2 separate regions of the Mus musculus genome follow, and region 2 is linked to region 1. Evidence: chromatin loops called from intact Hi-C (ENCODE). Cell type or tissue: heart. All regions are shown on one strand. Links, peaks and the distances in the headings refer to the core of each region. The heading gives the core; the rest is flanking DNA. Region 1 has its middle 14 kb from the start of Col1a2. Region 2 holds the start of Gng11 (guanine nucleotide binding protein (G protein), gamma 11).

Evidence for each region. Peaks named below come from ENCODE experiments on the same cell type or tissue, not always from the same donor. Only the 100,000 strongest peaks of a DNase experiment are listed, where the experiment ranks them.
Region 2: a loop joins it to region 1, with 2.3 times the contacts of the local background. A loop is called at or near these places in 2 of 42 quality-filtered maps.

What each region holds. Positions count from the first base shown.
Region 1 is chr6:4,483,444-4,500,094 of GRCm38, forward strand. No RefSeq gene overlaps it. Among named protein-coding and RNA genes, the nearest start is that of Col1a2, 14 kb to the right of the region's middle. RefSeq lists an enhancer at 20-1,879. In heart, for the core only: no CTCF peak of the experiment used is centred there; DNase peaks (open chromatin) are centred at 5,108, 6,088 and 6,588; H3K4me3 peaks cover 1,161 bases; H3K27ac peaks cover 3,396 bases.
Region 2 is chr6:3,997,469-4,014,119 of GRCm38, forward strand. Gng11 (guanine nucleotide binding protein (G protein), gamma 11) reads left to right here and starts at 6,519. Exons shown (of 2, transcript NM_025331.2): 1 at 6,519-6,943; 2 at 10,567-10,977. The coding sequence starts at 6,848. The coding sequence ends at 10,692. In heart, for the core only: no CTCF peak of the experiment used is centred there; a DNase peak (open chromatin) is centred at 6,653; H3K4me3 peaks cover 2,267 bases; H3K27ac peaks cover 2,345 bases.

The DNA.
Region 1 (16,651 bases), core at 3,045-11,044:
AAAGAACTAATAACACTCTTTTCAAGGAAGTCCAATTTGAAGAGAACTATGTGTTTTAATGACGACTTCTGACCCTTGGGAAATACAAGAACAAACATCCAGAAATTGTGACAATAGATTTTCTGTCTTTTAATCCTGGTGGGAAAGCTTATTTTGAAGAATTTCAATTCTTAATGAAGATACACAGCAGGTGACAGCTCCGTTCTTCCTGGCAATTCAATTTTGCTGCCTTATTAAAATCCAGGATTCGGGTCCACGAGAGCAGGCAAAGGAAACAAGGAAGGTTTCTGGCTTCCAAGCTGCACCCTGCCAGCCCTGCTTTTACCCACTTTAAGAAGATTGCTTGGCTTGGCGGCTTAAGGTGTTTTTTCTGGAAACTGCTCCTCTTTTTTTGGGGGCTGTACTCACAAACCACTGGAAGTCCTCTGGCTGAGCAGAAGTAAGAGTCCAGTTACTTTTTTTTTAATGACTTTACCTGGTCTCTGTAAGTGCTCTGCACTTCTGTTGCATGGAAAACAAACCCCAGTTGACAGCTTCTTCTTATGGCCACGTCAGGACTTGAGGGTGGGAATCTCATTATTACCCGTCCCCTTTTGGCAAATTTTACCTCAAGAGAGAATGAACACTGGCCAAATCCAGCTGGTGACTCCCATGGAAAACTTTACCTCAGAGACATTTGCAATCAGTTAAGACCGGAGTCCCACAATGCTTAGCAAACGACGCTGCAGACAATTTGGAGGAGAAATGGAATTCTGTGTGCAGAGCCTTGGACCTCAGACTTTCAGAGCCCCTGTCCCCTTGAAAAAATGCAGACTTTCCGCATTGTTTGGTACCTGTTGAAGGGATGCAGCTGTGGATTTATGGAACATTTATCGGCTGTGCTTGTGTGGGTATCTGCATAAAACATCAGCCTCTTGGCAGGTCACCAAGACCTGTACACATCTGTTTCTGCTTTCCTTTTGGTCTCCCCAGTCCTCTCTAGACAGGAAGAAAGGGAAGTGGAGGGGGGTCTGTAAGTGCCACAGAGGTCCAAGATGTTTAGGCTCTAACAACCCAAATTGCTGCTTCCTTTCACTCTCATCCTTCACTCAATTAAAACTAATCACAACAGTAGACATTTCTTTGTTTACATTCTTGAAAGTGAAGGGGCAGCTTAGGGAGTGGTCTAAACACTTAGAAAACTGGCTTTTTCTCTGCTGAGCAGCTGACCATTGAGAGGCGATGGGACTATAAGTTAGACACTTAATTCCCTTCTGGGTCTGCTACTGGGTTGGTTATCTAGATATGTAGATTTTTCTTGAGCCTTTTTTACTAATGAAAGGAATCTAACATCATTAGGCCATAGTGGAGATGAACCGCAAATACACGCCACATGTTTGGAAAGGGGGTTGTTATTAATAAAGGGCTGCTCGTATTAAATTCTGTGGCAGCAAAACATACCATTCTGATCATTCTCTGCAATTAAAAAATCTTGCTGGTTATCATCCCGATGAAATCTAATTACTGTTGTAGCACTGTTTCCATTCTGCCCAACAGAATGTCCCTGATAATCAGCAAGAACACAGAGCTTGCTGCGGCAGAGAAGCTTGACTGGCTTCATGTGAGAGAAGCACCTAAGCCTCTAAGAACACGTTTACATTCAGAGGAAAACTAAACAAATTCCCATAAAAGCTACAGCACATGGAACAAAGCATAGAAAATGCTTTCCAGGTAAACATGAAAAATAAGTCGGAGTACCCAGAACCAGGGGACACTGTGGCGTACTAAAGAAAATTGGATCATAGGCCCAAATAAAATGGATGTTGAGACTGATGAAAGTGCCCATCTCTCTCCTCAATTCTCTCAATTATAGCCTGCTTGGTTCTAAATAGGAGGGGAAAATGAAGGCTGCAGCTAAGTACACCCAGTATTGGTCTTGGTTAACCATTAGTGGTAATGAATAGCTTTTCTCAGAACATCATTCTGGCTTAGCTTTGACAGTGCTCCAAACAAACAAAGCAAGGGAACATACTACCTGCCTCTAGCTCACTCGTAACTGTGAAGTTTAAATAAAGAAAGAACGTGAATACATTTTAAAAGGAAAGGATCCACTGGTGTTCATTTGTGGAATCAAGTGAAGTTTGGTAAAAAAATAAATAAATAAATAAAAATAAAAATAAAAATAAAATAAAATAAAATAAAAATACAGCGCTATTTTGATGGGCTTTAAACCAGCCACATTAAAAGTTTTGCTTCATTCACGTGGGTAACAGTGATCGCTTTCTCAAAGGAGGGACTTAATGTCCTGATCTCCAAAGATACAATCATTTTCTGTATTTCCTACCAATGTCTCAGGTGCCCCAAAGACAGCCATAGCCATCAATCTGTACTCTCAACCACTGTGGTTCGGTCCTTCCCACTCTTAGGTAAGAATGACGTTCATAAAGAGAGACAGCTTCTGACAAACATTGGAATCTTCTCCTTAATCAGTTTTCATGCTTCCTACTTGGTATCACTTTCTTCCCTCTGGTCATTTCAACGAAATTAGACCTTACCATGCCATAGTAAATGAAGGGCAGGGGGTGGGGGAAGACTATGAATTAATGAAATTTGGGTAATGCAATTCTTTTAATGAAATTCAGGTTTATTGCTTTAAAGAACCAACGCTAATTAAAACTCGACCGAGAGCTGCTTCGTTGAGATTCAGATTGAATAAATAACGAAGGAAGATCTGCAATTAGAGTATCGTAGCTTGGCCCCAGCACAAACGCTGCCAACATCTGCGGATATTGTAAGTGCAGATTTTATTCCTCTGTTCCATTCATTTCTTCAACATAAACTTGTTGAAAAGATATTATCTCCCAGGCAGGATGCTCGATGTCGGGGGCACTATTGTTAACCAGACAGAATTACATCGTCACTTACTTGTTCCCTGTCTACTCTGGAAAACTTTTCTTCTCATTAATTTTTCCCCTTATGATCCCACTTATATGACTTGGTGTGTTCACATAATCACAAATTCACAATTAAGTCTGAATTAATGAGTATTTACTGCTTTTCAAGGGCAGAAACTGATCAGCACCTCTTCTCTTTTTTCTGCAGATGTACACAAAAGATAAGAAGTTGTCTAAACCTACATTCCTTCCCACTGACAACCTGAGTAAAATGGATGCTTTTGACCAGGACTAATCATGTGTTCGAGCTTCATTTTTGTTATGCCAGTTGTGACATGAATCTAACCAACAAAATTTAGGAGTGATACTATACGTAATAAATATATATGTTGATGATATGTGTCTATATATCATATATGTATATAATCATATATATGTGACAGAAAGAAACTTAAAAGAATTTGAAATCACTAGTTGTCTGGGGTGGCAAGATGACTGGCACCTTAGACAGGAAAGAATAAGGCTTATAGTTCTCAGAAGCACATATGACTTGTTTACAAATATATGAACCTTAAACAGCTCCAGGTCCTAGAAGGAGGGCTTAGTCTGATAGACCCAGAAGTCAGTCCATCACGTCTAAAAGATATGGTTCACTTGTTAGCACTGGGGTTCAAACTGAAGTCTTTTCAGGTTGGTGGCTATGCTGAAGCTCCTGGCACAGTGGGCCCTTTTGCTAAAATAATATCTGCCAAAGGAACCTACCTTCTTCATTTCTAGAATTACAGTAAACCCCATAATTGAAACCTAGGAGAAATTTTTTTAAAAAGTGTCCTGAATATTAACTCTCCCACTCTCAACTATTCTTTTGAGGAGTGATTAAGGAGAATTTGAGCATATGCTGAAACTTAAAGTTTAATCTTATTTAAAGTGAGGGTTTTCAAAGACCTAATAAGTTTTAAATTTGGGTGGGCTGGAAGGCAATATTAATGTCTTTGTAACACAAGTAAGGTTGTGTGAACAGATTGGCATGGCGGGTATTCAATGTGAAGATACAGAACAGGGAGTTCCTGAGTCGACTCGACCGCCCAGCCTCCACCCTGGCTCCTAGAACTCTGCTCAGGAAGATGAACACCTGGAACTTAAACTCCCAACCTCTACAAGGGTGAGACCACGTGTGTGTGTGTGTTGTTTAAGCCACTAGGTTTATGATCCTTGGTTAGAGCAGCCCTAGCAAGCTAATACAACGAGTGAGTTACTTTCAGATGGGGTAGGTGGTGGCAGCAATGAGCAATGGGGTTATTAACCCAGAGTTCCATAAGCATCACTTAGAATCAGAATCCACTGGATGACATTAAAACACAGCTCACTGAGCCTACCCCTGAAATCCTCTTACCACCTTGATTATAAATAACCATGCAGAGTTCTGCCTTGTTAGGGGGTTTTATTTCTAGAAATTGGGGCCCTCAGAACCAATTCCAAGAAAATGACCATGAACCAGAGTCCTCAAATGTGGCTACCATCTTTAGTTCAACCGCTAAGTGACCTCTTCCCTAGACTTCCAGTTGAGAACAACTGAGTTTGAATTTGCAAAGCTTTTCCCCTTGACTTTCCAAAGTCACTGATAAATTCACAAATGATCTTTCTGCTCCTCACTCTACGTATGTAGGCTGAGAAAACATTACTCCTAATAAATGGGGATATTCCCCTTCTCTTGTCTCCGTTCTTCCCAGGGTTTTAGTAATTTGCCGACAGATTAATAACCTAGCTGCAGAAGTTACCACTTAACTCACAGAATTGGAGCAACAGGACGCTGATCATTATATTCACACAAGCACTTTAAAGCAAAGCTCCACACAGAGTCAGTTAAACACAGCCGATCAACACTAATGGACTTCTCCCCATGATAAATGATGGGTTCTTTCTGAATATCCATCTGGTGGGAGGGATCAAGTCTGTCTCTTTTTTTCTGTGTTCTTAATTCTTCTTTTACAAAGTAGCCTTGCAAATAGTTCCTTGTAAAATCGGGGGAAGAGGGGAGAGTAAGAGAAGTTTCTCTTTTCTGATCTCCTTCAAATTCATGGCAAGAAAAATCCCAAGAACTGTAGTTTCTATTAAATTGAGAAGACAGATGTGTCATAGGGAAAGAATTCTCTTCAACAATAGCAGCAATGCCACATAGCTAAGCAGCTGGAACCCTGCCTGACCATAGCTCCACAGCCCTCCCCTTCCAAAAAGAGGCCAACGTGGCTCAAGAGGCTCCTCCCCAGGGGAAGCTGTTGCTCAGCCTCCATCCTAGGACCAATTCTTTCATGCATAGCAAAACTTTCATGAAATCATGCCCTCCTCTCCCTCCTACTTCCCACTCCTCATTTTCATGGATCCCCCAATTTTTCTCTGTGAATCTCCTCCCACACACACACCCTTTTTCTCCTGGGCTTCAGCATCCATCGTAACTAGTTAGCTCCACTCACATTATCCACTATTTTACTCAAAATGCGAGGATTACTCTTTGCTTTATCTTCAAGAGAAGTGGAGAGAGCCAGACAAAGGAAGAAGAGGGAGAACAGGAGAGGAGATGAGGGGGGAGATTAGAATGGGGTAAGGGAGAGAACAGGAGCTGAGAAGAGCGGGAGAGGGGGAGAGAAGGATTCAGACATTCTAAACTCTCTTCCTGAGTGCTATTTAAAGCAGTTTCCAACCTGGAGAGAATGTAATGCACAGTTCCTCCATGTGTTTAGTTAAGGACCTCATGAGTCTTGTGGATTTCTCCACAACCTAAGTGGTTATTATGCTGACCCGAGGGTGTGCCATTTGGTGGGACACTTCATCTTATTGTCCCTGTTTATGTGTAGCAAGCAAGTTCAGTTCTGTAAGACACTGATTAGAGGGGCAGGAAAATTGTTCTCTACTGTGCCTTGTGTACAGCAAGAAGCTGTCCAGTGTTGTTCACATAATTGAATGTGTGGAACTTCCCAGCTTGCAGGTGGGGTCTTCAGTTCTACCTCAGTCTCTTTGGGAGACTACCACAACTCACCTTGAGTAATTAGAAAACAGCACAGAAGTGGCTGCGCTTCCTGAAGACTACAAAGGAGCTGTTGCCTGCTTCTCTTAACTCCATCTTGGGCTCAGCTGACCCAAAAGCGGCTGTCTTTGTTTACACCAGATTTCAACTTTGCAGGCAATCTTACTAAGCAGAGGGAGGCAGTGGGGGATGGTATTGGGGGTGAGTTACTTAGTCCAAGTCCCAGAGCTGAGGGTGAGGGAGATGCTGTACTTTCTTACCAGCTGTTATGCATCAAGAAGAGACAGGCTTGTGTAACCCTTTCTTCTCCTGCACGTTTCAAGCAAAAGCCAGGCACTCACTGAGTTTTGTAAAGATTTTCCCGTGAAGACATACACACAGCGTAATTCCATGCAATAATTTCTGTGTAAAGCCCTTAGTGCAGTGTACCATTGTTTGTGTCTGGGTCTTGAATTGTCACAATTAAGTGTGAGCACACACACAATGTGCTCTTTAGCCAAAGTCATAACACTGCTACCTGCTTCCCTTTGAAAGAAAACAGCCATCTTCTCAGGAAATGTAAGGGGGCAAGGGGTGGGGGTTGGGGGGAAGGACAAGATTGTAAAAAGCCAAAAGCCTAGGGCTTGGAGCTGCTTTGGCCAAGCCTAGAATCTATTTAAATGCCCTTCCCTGAAGGGTTAAGTGTGGAACACCTCCCAGGAAATGACAAATGGCCAGAGTTCTGCCCACTCCCTTCCCCCCATCTTCCAGACATCAAATACTTAGGAACTGTTTGGCTTGAAATGGTTCCTGAGACTCATACTCACAGAACACATTCTTTTTACTCTCCTCCCCCAGCCCAGTACAGGCTGGAGGTGGCTGGCGGGGGTAGGGGGGGATGGGTGAAGGGGGCAAGCTTGACATTCTAAAGATAGAATCTCACAAAACTGTCCACGTTGCTTGCTGAAGGGAGGTTGGGAGAGAAGAGAGAGGTTGGAGGAAGAGACAGAGAGTGAGAAAAAAAGAGAGAGGGAGAGAGGGACAGGGGGAAGAGAGAGAGGGAGAGAGAGGAGAGGGTGAGGAAAGAGAAAGGAAGAAGAAAGTAAAGAAGACAATTTATGACTCAATGCAGTATCTCTCAATAAGGAATATTTGTCTTCAGTTTTGCTTCTTTGCATCGTGAATTCTTGCTGTAGCTTTCATTTTATGATTTTTCTACCCCAACAATTTAATTTCTTTTTATCACTACCCCCATGGAGTTCTTCTATGAAGTCTGTGGTCCTTAGGTGCCCCTCAACCAGTAGGTCAATCCAGAAGCCCTTTTTATCCTGTACATGCTTGGGGCCCACCCTAAAGATTCTCATTCTGGGGGCTGGAGAGATGGCTCATCAGTTAAGAGAACTTGTTGCTCTTACAGAAGACCCAGGTTCAATTCCCAGAGTTTATATAAAGGTACACAGCCACCCACAACTCTACTTTCAGGAATTCTGGCATGCCTTTCTGAGCTTCATGGTTACCACCCACACATGTTGCACATACATACACATACACATACATATACATATAAGCAAAGCACTCATACACATGAAATAAAATAAATCAACTTAAAAATATTTGCATTCTGTCCAAAGTCTACTTTGGAATCTTGGGATGAAAAATTCAGCTCTCTAATGAGGTTAATGCAGAGCTGGATTTTGCATTGTGTATACACACACACACACACACACACACACACACACACGTGCACATACCTCCTCTTAATGACACTGTCAGAGAAGAATATTTAACATTGAGAGTGCTGCTTACAGGCTTTAGATATGTAGCTCAATGGTAGAACATTTGCTTCAAGATTCTCTGGCTTCAATCCCTGACCCTATAAAATAATAGGTAGATAGATAGATTAGATAGATAGATAGATAGATAGATAGATAGATAGATAGATAGATAGATAGATAGATAAGTAGTTGTGGTAGTTGTGTTTGTAAGTCCATTGTAGAGATGTATGGATTTACTTTTATTGCTACATTTGTAAACAAACAAAAAAGATCCTACTGCTCTTACTTGGGAGCACACAGTTCATTCACACTGGATATAATCTAACTTACTCTAAATGGCACCTCTCTCAAGAGTCATTAAGTCATCAACATCTTCGACTTGTAATTTTAAGGTATTTATTAGTTCTCCTTCATCATCTAACATTGACTCTCTTTCTTATCTTGATACCTCATTCTCCTTTGGATCATGAGAAACCTACTAAGCCATGTGTCTTTCCCTTTTTCTTTTCTCAAAATCCTTATCTACCTTGTGTCTCAAAAATCCCCATCAAATCTATCCTTAACTAATTTGAAATCCATCTTCACAAATTCTGACCTAGACTGTTCAGTCAGTCACACAGCTTCAGTGAGATTTCCCCTCCAGCCAACTCCAGACCTGAATCTCTCTTTCCTGACCTCCCTCTCATGGTCCATTCCTCACCCCTTACTGCTTACAAGGTTCCTTTACTTCAGTTCCCCACCACATGATCAGAGTGGCGTGTTCTAGGGGGACTTAGTCTTCCCTCACATTCCTGCTCTTCATCTGATGAGTCTTGGTTCTATAGATGGTAGCTCCAGCCTCTCTGCTTTTGAAGACAAAGTAGTCGTGTCAAATCTGTTTTGTATTGCTGGCCTTCGCCACCCAAACTGGCATCCAAAGCTGAGAATTATTTCATACAAATGCCTCAACTCAGTCTTTATCTTTCTATTCTTACTACAAGACTTTATTTTTTTAAAAAATGGTATTGTCTCAAAAATGAGGGAAACAAATTTGAAGACCACAGAATCTACTGAAGGGACATGGTTCAGTGAGAAACTTGACTAATCCTTGAGGGTTAGGATGGAGTTAGTGGAAAGATGAAAAACAGTATAGATCCAGATGTAGATCAGGTGAATGCAATGAAAATTGGTTTGAACCAGGCAGTAGTGGTACAGGCCTTTAATCCCAGGCAGAGACAAGTAGATCTTTAAGTTCAAGGCCAGCCTGTTCTACAGAACAAGTTCTTGGACAGCCAGGACCACACAGAAAAACTTGAGGTCTAAAAAGAAAGAATGAAAATTTCTTCAAATACAGTCAAGTGTGTTTATTAATCTTCTAAGGTCACTCCTTAATGAAAGATGCCTCCAGGTAATCATACCATTATAACTTTGTGTTATAATGTCATGTGTATCAGTTGGCACTACATGTGTCCTTATCATAGAACACAGTGGAAATGACAATATAAAGCTGTCCAGGGTAAGAAGTAAGTCTTGTAGTACTTTCTTTTCTTTCTTAAAGTCTTCTCTCTAGAAGCCAGTAGTAGGGGATCTCGTTTTTGTCTAGGGAGCCAGATACAGGTGTTTCTGTCAATAGTTCAGCTGAGTCTAGCTGTCTAGTTAGTTTTGCTAATTGTCAGCCTGGAGAACCAGCCATCTTGGATGCTTCATAGCAGATCAGTTACCAGATAATTCCTACCTGACCACAGCCAGTCCAAGGAAAGACAGAATACTGATGTACTTCCTTGAATTCCATAAACCAAAACACATAAGAATGTTGCTCTTGTAAGCCACTTAAACTGTAGGATAATCCCCCCGGCAGCAATAGATAATGCAACGCATTTTGTTAAGTAGTAGAAAATAAGGTTAAATACATTACTGGTTCTAATTGTTATAGATACCCTCCACACTGTCAAGCAGAGATGCTCTTCTTGCTGATGTAAAACATATAGAGTCGATGAAAGTTTTGTGGGCGACTATAACATAATTAGTTTGGCAGAAATGCATGACATGGATGGATGAATGATGAGACCTTGGTAATTTGATTTAGAAGACACAGGGCATCAATTTGGCTATTCGTTGTTATTGACAAAATTGTCAAGCATTTCCCAAAGGAACATTGTCATGGCTAAATGGATAATGTATAGGACATGCTTTCTAAACACTATGTAAAGTAAACTCTTGTCAAGCTTGAAAGCTATTCTATTAGCAGCGAGAGTAGCTACCAAGTTGAGGTGTCAGATTTGAGATGGTGCAATGCAGTCCTATCCTGCATGGGGAATTTTCCTGTACTGAATTTTGGAAACTACTCTGTGCCTTCCTTACTAATCCCTCCATAACTTTCTTGCCCATTTTTTTTTTTGTATTTAATGTGGATGCTAGAGATTTGAATCAGGATACACCACACTTTATCAACTAAGCCGTATCCATAGCCTTCTCCCCATTCCTTATTTCTGAAAACAAGCTAGATATTTTAGATATTTGAGAATTCTTCAATTCTTCTAGAAAGCATCTGAAACATTAAAGGAAGCTTCAGTGGTATCTTAACTTTTACAATTCGTTTTTAAACAAATTTTTGAATTCTGTCATTCTACTTATTACTGTCATCATTTGCCTTTATTCTCTGCCAAGACCTTGGGGATCAAGGCTATAAAAATAAAAGATTCAAGTTCCAAGACCAGGTGAGCCTGCCTATTTCAGACCTCTGCTCTTCAGTGGCCATGTGATGTTGATGGAGCCACTTATGTCTCTGGAATGACTCCATTATGACTCACATAAAGTGGAGCAATCAGGACCACAAAAATAGAGAAAATGGTTCTTGAACTTGCTTCTTCCTCTGCTCCTGCCATGGACTTTCATTGTTGCTGGCTTTATCCAGATAATTTCTCAGTTTGAAGAACACTGTGTATTACCAGAGACATAATTATACATTGTCCCCTTTGATTCGCTACATTTTCACTAGTCATTCTCACAAGAAGGGGTGCTTCCTGTGATAAGAAAAGGAGAGATGTGTTCAATTGAAACTTCAAAATGCTTTTTGTTGTACGAACTAATTCAAAGTATAGTTAACTACTTGAACATGTAAAAGCCAGTTTCCTCTAGTACATTCATGGTGCTGGACAACTACCTGGAGCCAGAGTATTTTTAGCACCCCAAAAGTGCTCTCCTGTCTATCAAGCAATCATTCCCTATTGTCCTCTATCCTTGGCTTCTGCCTACCATTAGTGGATTCTACCCCTATGGATCTATCTATTCTGAATATTTCATGCAAGTATGTCATTAAATATCTCATCTTTTGTGTCTAAGTTTCATCACTTGGCATATTTTTAGAAGTTTGGTCTGTTGTTCAGTATGCGTGTACTCCATTCTCTCCAGTGACTCAATAGAGCTCTATTGAGCATTCGGTTTATCCAGGCATCTGTCAACAGACAGGAGCCATTTCTGCTTGTGTCTACTGTGGCTAGGCTATGAACATGGCAACACTGTAAGAATTAGGACTATTTATGTTGATATCCTCAAAGCGTAGGTTATTGATTAATCAAATATCTATTGACTGTGAGGATCTAAATTAACACTTTGACAAAGGCACAAAGGCAAACTCATAAATACAAACTTTCAAACCCTAATTTCCTTCCTGTCTTTTTCGTCCTCTGTAATAACACCCACACCCAAGTAAAAAACTTCATCGTATATTCCATATTGAACTGACCATGAGGGTCTCTCAATTCTAACACCTTGTGTGTGCCCCATGTGACCTGCTTGCTCTGCCCCCACTGCCAAGCTCTAGGCTAGATCCTCACAGTCTCTGCTGTCCTAGAGAGCATTAACTGTCAACTTATTGTAGATGATCTGGAAATGCAATCTCAACTGAGAAACTGTATTTATCAGGTTGGTATATGGGCATGTCAGCGAGGGACTGTTAACTGATGTAGTGGAAGTCAGTTTACTGTAGGCAACACCATCTCTAAGGTGGTTATATGCCATATAAGAAAGTGAGGTTGAGTGACCAGAAGTGACTCATCCAGCAAACTTTCTCCATGGTACCTGCTTCTTGTTTTGACCATCCTCCTTGATAAACTGACCTGGAAATGTAAGCCAAATACACCCTTTTCTCCCAAAGTTGCTTGTGGTTGGAGTTTTTGAGGTTGATGTTGTTGTTGTTTGTTTGTTTGTTTGTTTGTTTTGATCTGTTTTGGTTACAATATAAGAAAAGGAACTAGACCTTCTCCCTATAGGATTATAGTTCCTTGCTATGTAAATGCACAGTTCCTTACTAATGCTTCACAATGAACAAATCACCTTAAGCCAAGAGCCATTGTTCTAGTGGGAGATCAGTCTATAGTACTAAGTAGAGAGCAGTGGGCTCTTCCTGCTGCTGCCTTGTTGCTTACTAAAGCATAAGTCAGGTAGTAATAGTGTCAGGCACAAAATCTCTAGTGATCTTCCAGGGACTATTCATTAAAGAAGGATTCCTGAACACGATATAAGACGAGACCCCATTCCTTATTTCTCTCTACCCAATTTTTCAAATACGCTTTAATTAGGCTTCAACCACTAACTTTAAATATCTATTGTCTGTGATCTCTCAGCAAATGTCACCTGAGTGTCAGTGATGACACCAAACATGCTAGAGCTGATGGCAAGGAAGGTCCCAGCCTTACTCAGTGGTGTCAATGCTGGCACAGATGCAGAAAACTCTTTGTGTAGGGTCCATTCCCTATGTACTGAAGGATGTTGAACAACATTCTGGCTTTTTCCCTAGATTCCAGTTGCACACACTCCTACGCCTAGTCCTGACCATCAAAAATGTCTCCAGATATTGCCAAAAGCTTCCCATGGATGGAACAAAGTTACCTTAAGCTGAAAGCCACTGTTCTAGTGGGAAATCACTACAACAATGGCTGTTTAAGTGTGCCTTATGATAAATGTCATCTTCAATGCACATTGTGCCATAGCCCTGGGAAGTTTTTCCTTCTATCTTTTAAAGTCATTCAAGGATCAATTCTGCTATTTGTTCCTCCTAGAAGCTTCCTCGACCTCACCAAGCAGAACCAGTTCCTCTGACTCTTTTCCTTTTAGTAACTGAAGATGCACAGGAAGTCAGGGACACTTTTTAGCATGCTATTTTGAACATTCTGTTGCAAGGAAGAATTATAAGGTGTGCATTTAATCCCTTCCTAACTTTATTTGTCTCCTAAAATCTTAAGTATTCCAAGCTGCAAAAATAAATTTCCTTATCCTCACAATTGGAGAAAATCTACTGTGCAAACAACATTCTCCTGAGATTGGAAATTCTATCTTATCTCTCCACGCTCACACCTGCTACACAATAAGACCTCCACAGTTGTTGGTTGGCCATACAGTTCAAACAAGATGGCGGGGGGGGGGGGGTGAGCACAGGAAGCTGGAGGGGGTGGGTGGGCACTGAAACTCACCCCCTTATCTCAGATGGAGATTCTGAGAGAAAAGTGAAGACTGGGATCAGGCACAACAGAAACAAACAGCTGCAGCTAGCAGCTGAAGTTAGAAGCAGGCAACACATAAAGATAATATGCCAGGACTGTCATCTGAGAGGGCCCTGCAAGGGGCCTGTAGGTGTTAGCACATGTGCTGGAACCAAGAACCCTGGGGAAATGCTGTCAGTGACCCAGGCAGGCAAGTCCACCTTAGCCACTAAAGCTTAGAGTATCCCACCTTTCAGGGTTGAAAGAAAGGATGAGGTTGGGAGACTTGCCACAAGCATGTCCTGAGGCCCAGCATCACAGTCTATCGTGAAGGGACTATAGGAACATGACTGACAGAATGGACAAATGAATGAATAACTATTGGTTTTATCAGTCATAAGGGACTAGGCACATCATGTATATGTCCTCTGTGTCTTTGTGTGTATGTGCATATGTATGTGTTTATATGATGTATATTTATGTGTATGTGTGTGTGTGTGTGTGTGTGTGTGTGTGTGTGTGTACACAAACATATATTAAACAGACAAATTGGAAGGTGAGTTGTAGATACTGGATGCCTCATTTGACTCAGACAGAAAAAAAAAAGGTCAATGCAAACAACATTGAAAATGCTGGCCCTTCGAGCTGTCTAAGGTCATCTTATTGTCTGGGCAAGAGTATCTCTAGATGCACATAAATGTCCACATCAGGGACTCACAAACACAAGTAACAACTTTGGTGTCTATTTTAGCTTTGCATCTTCCACAATTTTTGGATCTTTTGGGTGCTTTGGAAGGAAACCCCACCACTACCTTTTGAAAGGTTCTGAAGTGCTGGTTTTATTCGTATCTTGACACAGGTCTTAGACACAACAGAAATAATGCAAGTATGTGTCTGCAATGAGTCACCTGGGCTCCTGAGGGCATCTTGTAAACAATGGGTTTGGCATTAACCACGAGTCTTCCTTCCCTTAACTGACCTACTTCATAAGGAGGGATGGAACCCAGGTCAGCAGTGTGCTGTAAGGTGATGAACTGTGCCAGGGATAGGTCGAAAGCGAAGGGAAGCATCTGAGGCTGTCACGAGACTCCACAGCACCAGCTTCAGTTGTCCTCCAACCACCTGACCTGCTTGAAGAGAGAAAATATGCCCTCAAGCACTCATTTTCCCATGTAAACCTTGCTAACCAAACAGGCATGGAATCAAGAAAAGATTACTAAAACTGTTCTCTTTTCACATTATAAAAACTGCCAGTAAGGAACAACTAATAGACTTCCCAGATATCCAGCTTATTGTCTACACAACCAAAGAGAATCAAGAACAGAATCAAGTAGTAAAGGCTTGGAACAAAAGGAAAACATTATCCAAGAGTAGGAAGTGTAGCTAAGAGGGATGATCATGGTGGCTGTAATTGCATTTTTATATTTTATTTCATAGTATATTCTGTGTTTCAGCATAACTAAATGAGGATTTCAGATGCTTTATATGTGAATGTATACATACTAATGTGTGTGCAGAGAGAGCAGAATGTTGTCGTTCTTCAGGTACCAAACAACTTTTTACTTTAGAGACAGGATCTTTCAATGACCTAAGTTGACTAGGCTGATTGGCCAGTGAGCCTTGGGGTAGGCCTGCATCCTTACCCAAGCACAGGGATTACAAACATGTGCTGACATTCTCCAGATTTTGTGTGTGAGTTCAGGAGATGAAATTCCATCATTTTTACAAGGCAAACACTGTATGGACTGAGATATCTCCGCATTCCCCTTAGCTGTTTATGATAACTAGCCTGGATTGATCACTTCATAGTAAACATGTATTAAAGCATATTTTAAGCATCATATGCCATTACTACATATAATGCAGGGCATGCTGGGAAATCTAGGCATACTACTCACACACCTGTCACACCTACTATTTGCTACGTCCATATTATTAGATTTTTCAAAAACCCAATATTTTTCAAAACTATTTCAAATAATTTTCAAATATCTATTTTTAATTTTAGAAAGAAAATAAAAAGTTTTTTAAAAGCAGCAAGTCAGAAGATAAACTCAAAGTGAATACAACTAGATGTGATGGTGATGTGAGGAGTTAATAGGAGCAGAGAGAAAGAATTGCCCTCTTGACAGGCCTCCTCCATGTTTCCCTTGTACTGCTCCTGTCTACTCTTCATGATGCTATCGGAGTGATTTGTCTTGATCCAAGTTTAACTGCAAAGCCGTTCTTCAGTACCAGCAGTTCTCAACATGGAGCCTGATCATAATCACCTGCTGGATTTGTAAAAGCATAGATTATTGATGACCCAGAATTCCTAATTTGCTGGGTCTGACAGAGGACATGAAAATTCATGTTCTTTAACACATTCTAAGACGATGCCAATAACACGGGTTCCGGGGACCACACTTAAAGAATTGCAGGAGTGGAGGGATCCACTTTATCTTTCACAGGACTCAGATATTCAAGTTGCTGCAAACGTTAAATACTTCCAAGCAACCTTTGTAAATGTTCAGTGTTGTTTTAAAGGAAAGAGTCAGAGACCACAATAAGAGATCAGCCATCTGCTCAACAGATCTACCATGAACTGGCTAGTCTCATGCCTCTCCTGATTCCTCATTATAAAATGTATCAGTTATTGAATGGTGTTTATCAAACGACTACCCCATTACAGACCCTTGTTCGAAATATGGCAGAAATAGATTTTGACTTTCTGTACTGGGTACCTACAAAGATTTGGAAGATGCTTGGCTTACCCTACAACCCTTCATGCATCTGTTCTTCATACATTTCTCTTAACAAAATAAAAAGTCTAAAATGTTAGGAAATGATTAGATTCTACTTTCAGTGTACTAGCATCACCAGCCCTCTGTCAATTGTTGTTTAAATGTATGACTTAAATAGTAAAATCAAAATCACTGACACAAAATAGCTAGTATTTAGATTTAACACCCTTCTCCTCCAGTTGTGCGATACCAAGTCATTTTCATTATTGGATAAATGTTATTTGAGTATCCGTAACTTAGTAGGCACTTTGCAAGATCTAAGAGTAGATGAGTAAATTAAATGGGTAATTTCTCTGCAATAAATGAAGCTAACCAAGGAACAATTTTTTCTTTCAATTAATTAATCATTCAGGCTTCCGGTTGACAGTAGGTATTAAATATTAGAGGAATAAGGAATCTTTGAAATATGAAGAGTTCTGGGGAGTTAGCCCATGGTGGCATATCAAGGAAGTCTTGGGGAAGTTCCCCTCACTCCCTCTGAGACAAAGTATTTTTCCTTCTAAAATTATAAATAACAAAACACCTACACCAAGATTTAGTTAATGATTGCTGATGATTTGAGATAACTTAAAATCTGCCACAGTATAGTACTTACCATATAAGATAACAGGTAGTGTGCTGCTGCCCATTAATAAATTAGAATTTTTAGATTTTACAAGTTTATTGGTGCTATCACTAATTTAATTTGTTAGTAATTTTCAATGAAATATGATTATGTCAATGTGTGACAGCGCATAAAATTAAATCCTTATAATTCTTT
Region 2 (16,651 bases), core at 3,019-11,018, 490 kb before region 1:
ACCCCAATCAATAGGGCTATTGTTAACATAGTTTCGTGTACATTCTTACTCAGTTCTACCTGTCACTAATGATGTGACTTTTTTCCAGAGTGCCAACTGTATTAAGAGTTCTGTCTGTGGTCACAGAACATAGTGAATTTAACCAGTTATGAGCACAGGGTTTGGAGACATAGAAGTTGGCCTTTGCCACTTTCCTGCTTAACCGAATTTGATGCTTTCATGCTTCTTCCTAAGGCATGGTTTCTTCTCTATGAAGATGAAGATAATACTGGTTGTGGATACAACTAAAATGCTCAGCATATATTGTCTGACACATGGTGAGACACAGTAACATTTAGCTATGAACCATCACAAATTAGAAAAAGAACTAGAAAAAAAAAACTTTCAAGATGTTATCAGTTATAACCCTTTCCATTCCATTCCCATAAAAGGTCCTCACTATCACAGTGCATACCATGCTTAGGGCAAGTCACACAAAACAGGCATTGCAGCCACCATGTCTCTGGTTCTGTAAGAAACAACAGGTATAATTACATAAAGCAAAGCATTTTATTATCATTGTCTCCTAATTGCTACCTCCCATGGACAGTGAATTTTGAATACTTTAGTCATCAGAATACCACAAGACAAAGTGATGCCCATCCCTTCGGTGATAGAAAGCAAACTGTGTACTATTTATTGGTTCTGGCTGACAGTCTGAAGGTCCACTCAGTGTTCTCCCACTAGATCATAGGAAATAGTCAACCCAACCCATTTTCTCCCAAACAGGCAAACTATAGACTCAGGATGTCTGGCAGACGTCTGAGGTCAGGGCTCAGGATCATGGGCTGATGTCGACATCCTTTTCTGAGTGTCTTCATTTGAGAAACCATATGTTATAAAGACTCCAGGGTAAATTATGCAATCTCATCAATTTTTCCTAAGGAGAAATTACTTTTCTTCTACTGAGAAGTACAAAAGTCAATTATTCCACCGACCCCAGCATTTCCATCTATTGTCTTTACTCCCTGTTCCTCCATAGCAACATCACCACCCATTTTACTATTACATGTAATTATTTCTTGGACTGAAGTCTGTCTTTAGGGGTTTTCCACCCACAAGTTAGTGTTTATTTAACAAACAGTTCCATATTTCCTTTCTGTTCTAATTGAATGCAAAGTCTTTGTTAGGACATTCAGCAACAGGCAAAGCAGACTCTAAATGCATATCTCTAGTTTCTATCCTACACCTTGATACAGATGTTGAAGTCTGATGGTTCAAAGTTAAAACCTCAGTTCATCTCCTGCATGGAGAATTTTGAACAAGCAAATATAACTCTTTGAAATGTATAAAATGAACTAAGGATGATCTTTATTTGGGTTTTGTAATCTCTTAGCTCAGAAACAGTCACATAGAAACCTTAATGAAATTCACTGCTGTAATCCCCGTAGAGTCCCTGTATAAATAAGAATAGCTGCCAGGGTACCCTGATCTTCCCATTAAAAATTGGTCAAGTTGATCTCCTCACCTGAAAGGTCTCCCAACTCCATTTCGGCCTGTCTTTTTTTTAGATAATTTCTTATGCCCCCTCAAGATTATATTTATATACTTTGAAGTCATTTAATATTACTTTACTTTGAAATATAATTTTAGAGTCTTCATTTAAATGTGATATCATAATTTTCCAAAGCCTAAAGTTTGTAACAGCCAAACCTATCACAAATTGTTACTAGAATTAGACTGACTTCATTAATATTTAATTCGACTAAAAACAGAAAAGCATATACTTGCCAAATGTTTATAGTGGGCAAGGCAGAATTCTTATGTACTACGTTAAGTTTATTATTGAATAAAAATACATATTGTTGGATTTTCAATAAGCAAGAACACAAAGGAGAGAATGGCAGAGGAAGATATCCAGACAGAAGGAAACGAAGCTGTGACTGTCCCCCAGACAGCACAGCTGCCGCTGACAGTGACTCTGTTTTCTTTAGAAACTGTCATTTCAGAGCCAGGGGTTACTTGGTTCAGGGGAGTTGGCTAATGCAGTCAAAAGCAAAACAAAAAACAAAGAACAACAAAATCTCCTAGAATGCCTCACTGTTTGGCTCTTCAACAAAGCCTGGTGGCGTGTTAGTAAGCATGAGTAATTATACAATGCATCATTTGAATCACATACACTTTGCGGTGCAGCTTGTAGGGCAGTTCACGGTGTAGCGAAAGACAGAGAGGAAGACCAAGATGAAGACCAAGAAGAGGAGCCAGAAGAGGAGGGGGAACAGCCCAGTCTTATTTGGATTGAGTGGATTTTAGTCAATTTTCTGAAAATTCTGATCACAAATTTCATCAGTTCCAAAACAGAGTCATATGTGAAAGCTGGTTACGTTTGACTACCAGAATTATCATTTGTGATAGGGTCTTAAAGTCTTATATGAACATCATAGAGGAAGGAACTGGTTGGTATAGCAAGTTACAAATGCCTGTGGAGGTGTTCTGGGACTTGAAGGCATCTCTGTCTAAAACAGGAAGCACATGCAAATGCTTAGCCTTGAATGAACATATAGTTCTACAAGTTGTCCTGCGATTGCTTTTTTTTTTTCAAATCAAACTCCTATAAATATCAAATGAATCCAGAGCAAAACACTTATGTGCTAAAATACCTTTCTTAAACCGTCATTTTAATAACCTATGCTATTATCATTTATTTTTATGATTTCAGAAGGCAGATTTTGGGATGTGACCTAGTTTGTTTTTTTCCTAGAAAAGAGAAGCAGAAACGAATGTGGATTTTTTTTTATTCTTTTATTTTTTTATTATTTTAACACACATGATAACATAAGGTCCAGAATACTGTTCCAAGAATTCAAATTAGCATTTTTTTTACTGCAACATAACTTCTTTTGATGTTTTTATAAAGAACCTCCTTCATATGATTTTTAGCAGTAAACTTGATATATTTGGAAGAGAATTTTTAAAAATTTTAAGTTTTAAAAGTTTAATTTCAAGATCATGATTTTTTTACAGTCTATAAGTGCAAATATTTGCTTTTCTGTGTGTGTGTCTGTGTGTGTGTATATATAGATTGTTTGTTTGTACATGTATGTGGAGACCAGACATCAACACCAGGTATCTACTGCTATTAATCTTCACTGTATTTTGCTATTTAATTAAGATAGATTTTTTGCTAGTTTTGTACATGCATGTAGTACATTCTGATTACTTTCTCCACACACTACTTTGTTTCTTTCTTGTGTTATCAACACTCAACTCCAAAGTCCCTTTTCAAATCCAAGTCTTATTGTTTCTCTTTCTGACCCACTGACTTTAATCAGAGCAACTGTCAGCCCACAAGTATGGAACTGGAACTGTGAACTGAACCTAGAGGGATTTCCAAAGGGGAAACAACTGATGTAGTAACTCTCCTCCCCAAATCGACCAGTAGCCAATAGTTCGCCAGTAGGGCCCCTGAAGCCACTCCTCCATCCATGCTAGACAGCCAACAGACTCACTCTTGTGTAACCTCAGTACAGAAGTCTGCATCTACTGTAAGCTCATGCTTGAGCCCCAACCAAAAGTTGGTGTTTGCAGTCAGTCCCCCATCCTTCAATTCCTTTCATACCACGATGTTCACATTTCCCATGCCTTGGGGAGGAGATCATAGATGGCTTTCTTAGGACTGAGAAGGCATGCTTCACTTATTATCAAATTCATGAGCAGCCATGAGTCTCTGCATTCACAGTCATTCACTAGCAAGCAGATCATCTGATCAAGACTTAGAGTAGCACTTGTCTATAAAAATGTTTTCTGGAAGGCCGTTTGACTGTATATTAGTTTAGCTAAGATACTCCCAAAACTATGACCTCACCACCCACAAGTTTTGTTAAAACAGATTTATACTTCCCAGCACAAATTTCCTCTTGTGGAGTCGGCCTTGAGTATAAGCACAGGACACTTGGTCACTCCCACAGCGCTGGTACCATCACTGCATGAACATATCTCAGTTTTTTGGGATGAATTCTTAAGCAGAGCCCAGAACTCCTCAAAGGGCTAGACACACTAGCTGTGCAGGAAGCTCCAGGAATCCACTGATTTCTGTCCCAACCTGCAACCTATCGCTGTAGATTATTAACAAGTTCCACTGTTCTACGTGTTTATTAAGGATCTGAATTGAAGTTCTCAGGTTTTGAGTGGCAGGCACTTTTACCAGTCACATCATCTCCGTACTCTTTTTCATTTATTAAACAGATTACTATAGATTTTGGCCAGATGCTTAACAAAAGTTTATTCTGTCTACACCTGCAGTTTCCTTATGGTATGACTTAATATCTTAGTCATGCTACCCTGTAAATAACTTTCTCATGGAATAATGCACAGTATAAAGTTGTAACACAGTTGAATCCGCCAGTACAAACTATTATTTTTTTTTTAAATATATACTTTTAAAATTTTTTTTTACTCTGGGTGCTGTATAGGTGATTCAGTTCTTGCTTAGCATGTATGAAACACAGAGTCCTCGGAACAACAGCAGGGACAGGAGCTAAAGAACTAAAACAAACGGAACTCCTACTTTAGAATACTGGCAATGGAGCATCTCCACAAGGATACTTGGGAAATTCCTTACTGTGACTCTTCTTTGGGTCTTAAAGTTGAATGCCTACAGACCCCTCCACTTTTTAAAGTTACTGCATCATTTTACCACCTAAAACCAAATAACAATAAAACATTTCCACATTTTAGTTTACTTTATTCAAACAAGATATGCTGTGAATTTTCTGAGAATGAAAGCAAAAATATAAATTAATACTTAAACTTTAAGTCTCATAGGCTGAGGAACATGCTCATGAACCAATATGGATTTATAAATATATATCCTTGCATGCAACTAGCTGATTAACAAAGAAGAAATTTACTAGCCAAAATAGTCTATCATTTAAGACAGATATAGGTACCTTAATTTTCTTTGCCAACTTATTTAATTTTGGTATAGGACCTGTTTACTTTAGCCCACATTCATCTAAGTTCCTTTCACTGGCTTACATAAGCTATTTTTAGCCAACCTTTTGACATTAAGACATAGGGAATTTAAAACAACAACTGGGTTCTTCAGACAGATGTGAGTTTGTCTTGACAGTTCACTAAGAAGCCAAACTTCACCAGACAGTCCAACTCTCAACCTGACAAATTCTGGTATTTCAAATACAAAAAGTCCAACGTTTAAACATTTCCTTTGTTAAAAAACAAAAACAAAACCAAAAACGATTGAGCATATTTAGGTCTTAGAGACACCACACACCCCAGCAGCTCACTCTCTTCCTTCACTTCATAATTTTAAAATGGGAAAACAAAACATAAGTGAATTTTAGCTATGATGGCTCAGGAAGAGTTGGAAGGACTACCAAACAGCACTCATTAAATAGCCCATTGTTCTTTTCATCTTAATATATTCAGTGAGGACAGTCAGCAGAGCCTGGTGAGAAACTGCACAAACAAAGCTTGTGCTTACTAAACAATGATGGGTATCTAAGGTCAGGTACCCTGAAATATTCAGTTAATGGCTCCACTCTTCATCCACATTTAACTATGAGTTGGGAGGTTGTCTCTGGGAAGAACAGGGAGTCGAGTACTGCAAGGGCAGGTTTCCTACGTAAACGTTATATTTTACTTGTCCTTGAGCAGTATGACCAACGGAGCCAGTAAAGGTTGGCATTGCCTGCTTAAGTATGTCCCGGTAGACTCTCCTGGCTATCCAAGGCTGCTCTCTGTGAACCATGTTCTCATAATGTAGGGATTCTTCTGCTTCTAAGTGATTTTGCTGCTTACATCCAGGAAAGGAAGTCTGCCAGGAATTCAAAACGTTAAAAAGCAAGAAAACTGCCCCTTCGTGTAGAGGAGTATTCCCAAAACTTGCGGGGATGGAAGAAACTCTGGAGGGGATTTTGAGCCTCTGTTAGGCTTCTCTGGGTGTCCTCTATTCTCCCAGAGTTACGTCTTCCTTCCCCAAAAGTGAAAGCTCTATTATTGAGAAGCCAGATGGTCATTTAATGACAGGAAACACCCCGCATCTCAAACCACTTCTGTCCTCCAAACATATTTTTGTGAAAGGCCTTTTGAGCTTTTAGGAAACCACGTGGAATGTGTCAACACAATTCTGCTGTATACTTCTGAGACCTAGCTAGGTTCCATATTGCTCTTCTTTTCCTCCCCAATATCCACTTTCCCCACTACGTGTATGGAAAAGTTATATGCTGTGTATTTTTAAAACTTGGAGAGGTGAAGGATCTAAGGATCCTTAGTTATTTCCTGCTGAGTAGTGTTCCTTTCCTGGCTTTAAACAAAACCCGGATGTTAAGTTGGACACACACACACACACACACACACACACACACACAGAGAGAGAGAGAGAGAGAGAGAGAGAGAGAGAGAGAGAGAGAGAGAGAGAGAGAGAGAGAGAGAGAGAACAAAAGTAAAACTTCTGTCTCCAGCCCAGCAGCTCCCCCGGGCGTGGCAAGAGTCCTGTGGCAGTCCAGCCCAGAGCTGCGACCTGGTCCTGTTCCTGCAGGGTCTGCAGCCTGCCCAGAGCAGCCAGGAGGATGTCCCATATTTAGGCAGACTGCCTGGCTACAGGGCTGCTGCGGCCTGGAGAAGCCGCCCTGAAGTTGGTTGGAGTCTGGGAAAGGCCATCGGGAGCAGGCTTGGGCAGGAAGCCGAGCCCCCGGGGAGCTGGGAGCTGCGGTTCCCGAGCCAGTCACGTCCTGCGCGCGGGGGGCGGTAGCCTGGGCCCGCGGGTATTTGGGGAAGCGTCCCAGTTCTAGGCGCTTCCAGTGGCTCCCTTGCACAAGTGACTTCTGGGCCCAGTTCTGGGGCAAAGATGCCTGCCCTTCACATCGAGGATCTGCCGGAAAAGGAAAAACTGAAGATGGAGGTTGAGCAACTTCGCAAAGAAGTCAAGTTGCAGAGACAACAGGTAAGGTGGCTGGCTATTTCAGAATTCACTCTCAGAAATGCGCCAAGGTCAGGATTACTGGATTAAACGATGAGGGGTAGGGGTGGGTGTCTTTTTCTGGGAGCTTCTCTTTAAGGGGGCTCCACCTTCTAGATGATGTGGGGGAATCGCAAAAGGTGAGAAGAGCCAGGAACTAATAAGGAATCTAAAGCCAAATGTTATCAAGACAGAGTCCCAAACAGGGGAGACAACCAATCCCTTAAAGGGCAGCTGGCTTCCATTCTGGAAAGGACGGTGTATGATAGAATGTTTCTAAAACCACATTGAAAATCTCCCAACAATTTTAGCTTTAATTTTGCAAAGATCCTGACTCCATTGGGACTTGAGAGCACTGCCTGAGTTTCTGTTATTTGCAAATTGTATGCAATTTCCATTTTGTCTTGGAAGTGTGTTAAATGATTAATAGACTTTACTGTATTGACTTATAGACACATAATTACATTTATACTGTATGGGATATGGCTGCAAAGTAAAATAAATAAATAAATAAATAAATAAATAAATAAATAAATAAATGCAGGGTGTGGTGGTGCATGCCTGTAATTTTCAATCACTTAGGAGGTGGAGGCAGGAGGGTTAGGAGTTCCAGGCCACCCTGGCCAGTCAATGAAAAAATACCCAGGAGTGTTCACTGAAACTCCATGGAAAACTTGGAATTTTTACTTCAATTCTTTGTTGATAGTAAGCGCCTTGATTACATTAATCTTCTTTTCCCACTCTGTCAAGCAACCAGTCGTTTAGAAAAAAAAAAAACTTTTGGATAGCTTGTTCAATTTGAAGAAAAGTAATTTTTTCCCCAGAGCAAGAAAAATTTGGACTGATATTATTATGACTTGTACTTTTTTACAGCCCAGTCATTTCCCTCTCCCAGTTGGTCCGCCCTCCCACAGAGTTCCACATCCCATCCTATCCCCCTATCTCTCCCACCTTCCCTCCCCAACGAAACCTCCCCACTCCCTGGGGTCTCAAGTCTCTTGCAGGTTAGGCACATCTTCTCTCACTGAGGCCAGATCAAGCAGTTCTCTGCTGTATATGAGTGGGGCAGGGATGGGGGGCTCATACCAGCTACTGTATGCTGCCTGGCTGGTGGCTCAGTGTCTGAAATCTCAGGGATCCCCACTAGTTGAGACTGCTGGGCTTCATATGGGGTTGCAGTCCTCCTCAGCTTCTTCCAGCCTTTCCCTATGGAGTGATGTTATTTTTAAGAGTTTGGGATTACTAGGGCTCAAACTCTGGGCACTGTGTATGTGGTCACACCTGAGCCACACCTCAGGCTCTTTGACATTAGCCTTCTGTTTCAATTATTTGAAAGAATGAAGAAATAGAAATGAAGCAAATTATATAAACAGGCTCCAAACACATTCATGATAAAGCTTAATACTCCTGAATTGTTTTTGGGAGGTGCTGGAAGTTTTTGAGTTTTACATTTTTATGAAATTTCCACTCTGATTTAGCCCGTTGCTTCATACAAATTCACACTCTTCCTCGATTTTGCAGTGGGATATTCTATTTTTCCTGTAACTTTAAGAAATCATGTGATTAGAGGAATAAGACAGCTGAGAGAACTAAGGGATAACATTATTTCTTGGAGGGGGCTGTTTTGACTGATGACAAACCCCAGAGTTTGGCCAGTCTCAGCCAGAGGGATTGCACATTAAACAGCATGGTGTATGGTGTGTGCTGAAATAATACTTAGCCTTTGCAAAGCTGGAAAGTCAGAGTATTTAGCATCATTGTGTAGAATTTACAGGGTATAGGAAAGGACAAGTTGCAAAGTCGACATCAGGCAGCATCCTGGGTGTGCCGATGTACAAGTCAAACATCCTTATTTACAGTTTCCAGGTCAGCCACCACAGCCCTGGGGTACACCCTACAGCACAGGTTTCCTAGAACATTCTTGGTGTTTGCTAGGACAAGAGAAAGATTTAGAGTGATTCTTCCAGGACACAAAGTGGATGGTGGATCTCCTTTCCATTCCCAAACTTTTTATTGTAGCTATGACATATAGACGATTATAATGATGCTGGGTAAGCACTGTGGTGCTTGGTTTTCACTCAATCCCTCACTTGAAAGAAGAAAAACCCCCTCAGTCCCAGAAGCGATAACCAGTTCCTCACTTAAAGCCACAGAGCATAAGGCAGGTACTTCAGTAGTCTTTTTCCCTGCACCCTTCCGGTCAGCCTGTCCATCCTTCGTTAACACCTGAACTCTGTGTTAACTCAGGCCAAGCAGACAAAGACGCAGGTTATATCTGCCTGCAGATAATTAATTATTCGTCAGGTGTATCCTCTCAATCACAGAAGGAGCAATTACCCACTTTTGGAGATTAGGGATCTTTTCAGAACCCCAATGAAAGAGCCTCTGCAGGAAGAGTGGGGACCCGGATCGGATCATACCGTACCGGGATCCGATCCGTCTGGGACCACAGACTCCGGATTTAAACACTCCCTTATTAGCACTGAGAACTCCCTTAGAACATACACACTAGAAATGCTAGCAGTAGTTAGATTTTTGGAAAGATAGTATTTATTATCATATTTTAATTCCTGTAACTGTTTGACCTAGTTTTCCATTTTGGATCAGTGGGTCCCACACGCGGCCGTGCAAACAGTACTTTAGGGTATGGGGAGGAAATAATGAAACGATAAGATTCCTATTTCTGTTTATTTTTGAATGCCACTTTTTAATTAGTAGTTTATTTTTCATAATTATGCAAAATGCGTTAACACTGTGCTATCTACACGTGCTTATTACTGGTGCATTTTGGAGATGCATATGTAAGCACATTTAGAGAGAGTCACTCAAAGGCTACTTTTCATCAGTCTCTAACTTTTACTTTAAACTTACCACTTGCAAAACAGACTGTTCTGAAGACACTCAGTCTCACTCTTCATTTCCAATTTAGTCTCTCTTTAAAAAAAAAATAAACCTGCAACTTGTCTCTTAAGGATAGAATTCTTAGAGAGACAATTCAATCCTGTCCCATGAGAAGAAAAGTTTAAGCAGATTCCCTAAATTCCAGAGTCTCAGTTTACCCTGCTAAGCCTCTAGGGAAGCTTTTAATATAATATTTGTTTACTCATCAGAGGGGTTTTGAGGCAAGACTCAGAGTGAGTTGGATAGGAAATTCTAACATCCCTGTCAGCCTTTCCCTGCTGCTTCTATGACTCTAGCTGTGACTCCATGGAATTCTGGAGTACGGCATGCCCCCTTGCATGAGACATGGGGTGTGGCACACCCTTAACACCTGGGAACTGCCTTATAGCTGCCTGGTATCCAGAGATTTTGAACGTGGTAGCTCTGTTATATTCGCGTCTTAGAGAGTAAGGAAATCATGGGACAAGTATGAATAGAAGATCATGGGTGAACTATTAATACAATGACTTTCAATTATTTGTTTCTTGAACAATATTTTTCTCAAAGATTATATGACATATAAATAGAATAATAATCTTAGAGTAGGAAAATATTTTTTTAGAAATATGATGGTTTATTAAACTATATGAACCTTACAAAAACCAGTGGCAAAGTTCAATTTCCTTGTCATAATTTATTTCTTTTGATCCCCTCTCCCTATACTATAGGTATCTAAATGTTCTGAGGAAATAAAGAACTACATTGAAGAACGTTCTGGAGAGGATCCTCTGGTAAAGGGAATCCCAGAAGACAAGAATCCCTTCAAAGAAAAGGGCAGCTGTGTCATTTCATAAGTAACTCTGGGGGAGGGAAATTCTGTTCTTTTGTTTAATTTTCCCCCAAATGAAGCCAAAGTGTGTGTTGAAGAACTGAGAAAAAATAAAATCGAGAAAAAGACTGTCATATAAGCACTCTCCAAGCAGTTGGGGTGTGAATCATACCTGCTTCTCACCTTGGCTCCCCACACACTCTCTCTCAGAGGAGAGCATCTGATTGCAGTTATGGAATGAAGGCATGGCTCCCCCACTTTCAGTATACTCCTTGCTGTCTCCAATAAAGTTTTATCTTGGAAAAATCAATGTTGGTGACTTAAGACGGCACTATTTGTTCGTTAACTCTTGAGTTGTTTTCTACAACCTGTTCAGTGTTTGGGGGTTTATATCAGAAGACTAGGGATATAATGACATGTTTTCCAATCCAGCTCTCCCTGATTCATGTGTTTACAATGCCAAATTCTGACTTGTGGAATGTGTTTGATGTAACTTCAACTATTAGGGAACCCAGCGGGTAGAATTCCTAATGACATTAACAGAAATCAGGCGGTGAGTCAGGAACTTTGCCAAACCAAGTTGACATTAACACTTCCCTGGTTTGTGATGAGTTAGCTTAAAATATCCCAGCATTGGTGTCCTTGGGAATGGGACAAGTCTGTGAATGGGAAAGAGAACCCTCATCCCAGCAGTGCTTAGGTGGCCAACCCTGGCTGCCAGGGCTGCTCTTTTGCTGACCCAGATCTGCATTCCTTGTTCTCTTCAGGTCTGGGGATGGTTCCTCTCTAGCTCTGTGGCCTCTGGGAAGATGTTTGAATATTTTGCAGTCACTCTGCCAGCCCACTGTAGGCACAGTTAAACATGCCTCCTCCTCCTCCTCCTCCTCCTCCTCCTTCTCCTATCTCCTCCTCCTCCCTCTCCTTTTTTCCTTCTCCTTCTCCTTCTCCCTCTCCCTCTCCTCCTTCTTCTTCCTCCTCCTCTTCTTTCTCCTCCTTCACCTTTTTTTAATCTTCTCCAAAAGCAATAGTGAATTTTGACTAATTGTAAAAGATCAGTTGGATGTTTTTCTATCATTGTGGAAAAAAATGTGGAAAAAGCTCATGTCCTCCATTCCTCCTCCATTGTTGCTGTGCTTTACAAGACCCCCCTTCCAATCAATGGCTCCACTTTCTGTAAGCTTCTGTAGTTTTAGGCAGGAAGTAGAATAGCCTAGATACAATTCCCGCTGAAGTCCTCTATGAAGGCACCTGTGACTAAGACAGCAATGAAAGAGACCTTTCTTCCTTCAGAAAAAAAACTTTTTCATTCCCCTCAGTTTCTTGTTTAGGGAGTGCTAGAGGTTTGGAACAAAAGAGAAATAAAATCTTTACAAGTAGGTTCTGGTTCAACCAGATCTAGCTCCTAACTTGCTCTATGGTATTAAATGTGGGACCTAAAGCCTATGTTTCTCCTCCAGTGTATCTTTTCTCTGCATTAGGTTTCCTGGTCCTCTTCCAAGCCAAGTCAGAGGGCCCATGCCTCCAACAGCTTCCTGAAGTCTGTCAGCATCCTCACTTGGGAAGTCTGTTTTTCCCCTGGTGACAAGGAAACAGGATACTCAGGCTTTTGAAAAAGTAATTATGTAAGACTTAACACAGGGACTGTTTCCTGCTATTTTCCAAGTGATGACATCAGTTGGGGTTACTGAGAGCCCAGGGATAATTTTAGCTCAAAGTACCATCTACTGTGGGGTGGGTTTAAGAGTAGTCAGGACATATTTCTTCCAGGCACCATGGAACAACTGATAATTAGGGTGTGGTTTTGCTTTTGGACACTTAACATTTAATATGACATGTGATTTTGGTATTTTGGTGCTTATTAAGTTTTATTGTAATAACCTGGTTCATTTCTTCATAGTTATCTATCACATTTTCATTTTTGCATAAGGAAGAAAACATATTCTTGTTACTCATACTACATAACCTATAATCTTTTACAAAGGTCAAAACAAAGCATTTATTGCTTAGCTACTCTCAGAGCAATGCATACCATCTATACATCCAGCCACCCGTTCATGAGAATTCCACATCCTGCATTTTGTTTCTCATGTCTCCTTCAATCATATAAACAAATCAGCCATCCAACTTCTGTTTTCCCAGTAAATACCCAAGCTTATAGGTGTTTTTATTCAATATGTTTTTGTTCTGTTTCATCTTGGTAACTTAGTCAACAGAGAGTAGCATAGTATCATGTGTTTCAAGTGATAAATGATAATCTGCAGTGAGAAGATATGAAAAAATGCTTATTTGAATATGTTATAGAAGAACATTTAGCAAGTGAGAATTTATTAAGTAGAATTTAAATCATGCGTTCAGTTGCTTTCAACTATATGATTGTGTAATCAATCAGCATTAGACCACAAATGGTTGCTATGTTTTATGCGTTGAGTGAATCTCAAAACCTATGGACTCAAGACAATTTATTAATTTCTCCTCTTATAGATCATACTTTTGGTGTCGTCTAAAAATTATATGCATGTTCTTAGCCTTATATACTTTTTCCTTCATGGCTTCTAAAAGGTTTATATTATAAGTCTCTAAGTCATTTTGGGTCAGTTTTCAAGTAAGCTGTATTGTTTTGACAGAGGTCTCACTTACTTACAGATTGCTGTGAGAATAACTCCTTGCCGAAGCACCCTTTATTGAAAAGGTTATCAATCCTTCTTTAAATAGCTTTTGCATTTTTATCAAAGCTCACTGGCAACTTCTCTGTGTTCATTTCTCATTCATGTGTTTAGTCAGGGCTCTGCTCTCCTCATTGCACAGCAGCAGCAGCAGGGAGAGAGAAACCTCACATGGTTTCTTTTTGTTTTTAAATCTTGAACATAGAGCTTGGACAGAAACATGCATAACTGGCTACAGAGGGAATACTTACAAAATGACCACACATAATTTCCACAAGAATATGCAAATGGTGTATCCCCAAATCCCAGGATTTGGGAGGTAGAAACAAGATGTTTAGGAGTTTAAGGCCAACCTTTGCTACATAAAGAGTATGTAGACAATCATATAGACATGCTTTGTTAGTCATGAAACGGGTTCTGTATACTCTTTGTGGTATTTATGTAGTCATAACTAGTTTTTTTCCTCTTTCTAATCTCTATTTAAATGTTGTTTGACTGCAGTAATTAGACATTTCAATATCATATTAAGGTGCTGTGATAAGATTAGTTCTACAAATTAGTCAACATGTTCACCTAAAATTGAGAACTCTAACTTTAAAATCACGGTTTAAAAGGTACTGTAAACATGTGAAAAGAAAAGGTTAAATGTTTAATTAAGATCTGTAACTATTGATAACCCCTGAGTAGAGAAAATTTTCATAAATTATACATGCCCATTTAGGCATAGGCCAAATTAAATAAAAAGAGACAGGTGAAAATGATAAAATTCTATTTAGCTACATTAAATTTTATTTATTTAGTATCCTAGGAAACTGATAAAAAAAAAAACATAAGAGCTGATGCTAGCATCTCTCATTCCTTCTCACATGACACTGAGAAGCTCCAAGAAGGATGCTCGACAGCACCAGTTCACCTGGGCAGACCTGAATAGCACCACCAGGGCTCTGAAACCCAAACTGCCACGGACCAAAGTTCAGGCAACTAGATAAAAACCCACTTGGGGAAATAGAACAGGGACAACAGAATCATTTCAAAAAACCTAGAATGTCCTTAAAGTCTTTGTCATAAGAATCTCAGGAAATCCATAATTTGATTATAATAAGATAATCAACCACAATCAATAACAATGGCATCAGATGTTAGAACCACTCAATAAGAACTGTAAAGAATGTCATGTGATGGCTCTTTGATCCCAGCACTCAGGAGACAGAGGCAAGAGGATATCTGTGCATTCAAGAACAGCTTGATTCATATATACAGTTTCTGGAAGTTCAGGGTTACACAGAGAAACCCTCTATCAAAAAAAAAGTAAACAAAAACAAACAAAAAATTGTAAACACCACGTAATAAAGTTTTAACATCAATTATATAATATCTTGATGTCAGAAAATAAAAAGACAATAAGAGCAAAAAGAGACCCAATTTCAGCTAAGTAGTAAAGCTATATGAAAGTCCTTAGGAGACTTTGTAACATGTCAATCTCCCTGGGTAACCTCAACAGTTGTGTAGGCATGATAGGATAGAAAGAGTGGGCTTAAAGACAGATCTTTCTCATGCTGAACTTCAGAAGCTAGATAAAAAACAAATTCATAAGACAATAACAAAGGACTAATTGGTATTCCCAAGTGGTAGAAACAGAGCAAAAAGTGTAGACTTGACAAATCAGTAAGAGAAAAGCATAGTAAATGAAAGTTTCCAAAAATTTGCCAATGATAGAAATCACAGGTTCAAGAGTTGGTTAAAAGACAAATATAGAATAATGCTATATAAATATACACTAGGCCATGTCATAATCAAGTAGCTTTAAAATAAGAAACAAGAAAACAATATTTTAAAAATTATGTTTATTTATGTACATAAGTATTTCACCTGCATGCACTTATGTGTGCTATGTGAATGCTTTGTTGACCAAGGAACCAGAGACAAAGCATTGAGTCCCCAAGCATAAGATGTTGTTCTAAGCCTTTGTGTGGGTACTGGAACCTGAACCTGGATCTTCTGAGAGAGCAGAGAGAGTGCTTTTAACCACTGAGTCATCTCTCCAATCCTCATGAAAAATGTCTTTAAAACCATAGGTAAATGGTACATTTTATATTGACGAAGAACATATTGAATTAAATAAATTCATCCTTTAGAAACAATGGAGGCCAGAATGAATACATGATCTTATCATTGCCAGAAAAAAGAAAACTGATCCTATACCCATGAAACTATCTCCCAGAAATGAAGAGTAAATAAAAACATTCCCAGATGAGGGGAAATTATGAGATATTGTACCTGAATGAACTCTTAAAAAAAAGGGCATTCACAAAACTAAAACAACATGCAAACAATAACAAGAAATGCTCACACAGTCAGAAAAAAACTAAAAGTAACAGGTTAAAACTGAAGCTAATACCAACTTATGAAATGCACAAACTTCAAAGAATAGTCTAAAAGCATGTCAAATTCACTTACATCACTGGAGGTCTAATCTGCTGTCAATGGACTAACCTAGTAATTATTTCATTATTTCACATCAAAATTTCATCATGCTCCCACCATGCTAGGCATTGGTCTAGACCTGATGAATACAGTGACAAGCTAGAGAAAATCTTTAACATCGGATACTTATTTATTTAGAGACAAGGCTTCACTCTGTAACCCTAGTTGGCCTGGAACTCCCTATGTAGACCAGGATGGACATAAACTCACAAAGATCATCTTGCCTCTATCTTCTGAGTGTTGGGGTTAAAAGTGTGCACCACCAAGCCCCGTTACACATCAAAGACTTTATAGAAATTATAACACCTCATGAATGTGGTGACTGACTAGACAATGTCTTTTACATTAGAGAATTCACAGGAATTATAACTAACCAGATGCCATTAGATCCTACAGAGTGGACTATGTTGTATCAAATATCAGTCAGAAAGCAATTTTTGGTATTTTTAATGATGAGTAATATGTTAGCTTATCCATACAACTGGTTTTTTTCTCAGAATTGTAATAATTTTCTTACATTGATTATTTCATTTAGTTCTTGAAATTATTTTATTTGATAAGATGCAGAATTGTCTTAGTCATATAGCAACTAGAAGCAGCGACCTGTTCTTTAGATGCTTTGCCATGCTGCCTTCCTTGCAGGCGCTAATGCTTTTGAGGTCTGAACAGACCATTAAGTCACTGGTCTTCTGAAGTATCTTCCAGCACACATATAACTTACTACATATATATACATATATATACTTATATACATATAACTTACTACAGCCTAGAAAAGTTTGACGTTGATGCTGAATGTAATGTTTGAAAGTATCTCATTTTAGTTTTCTTGGTTGG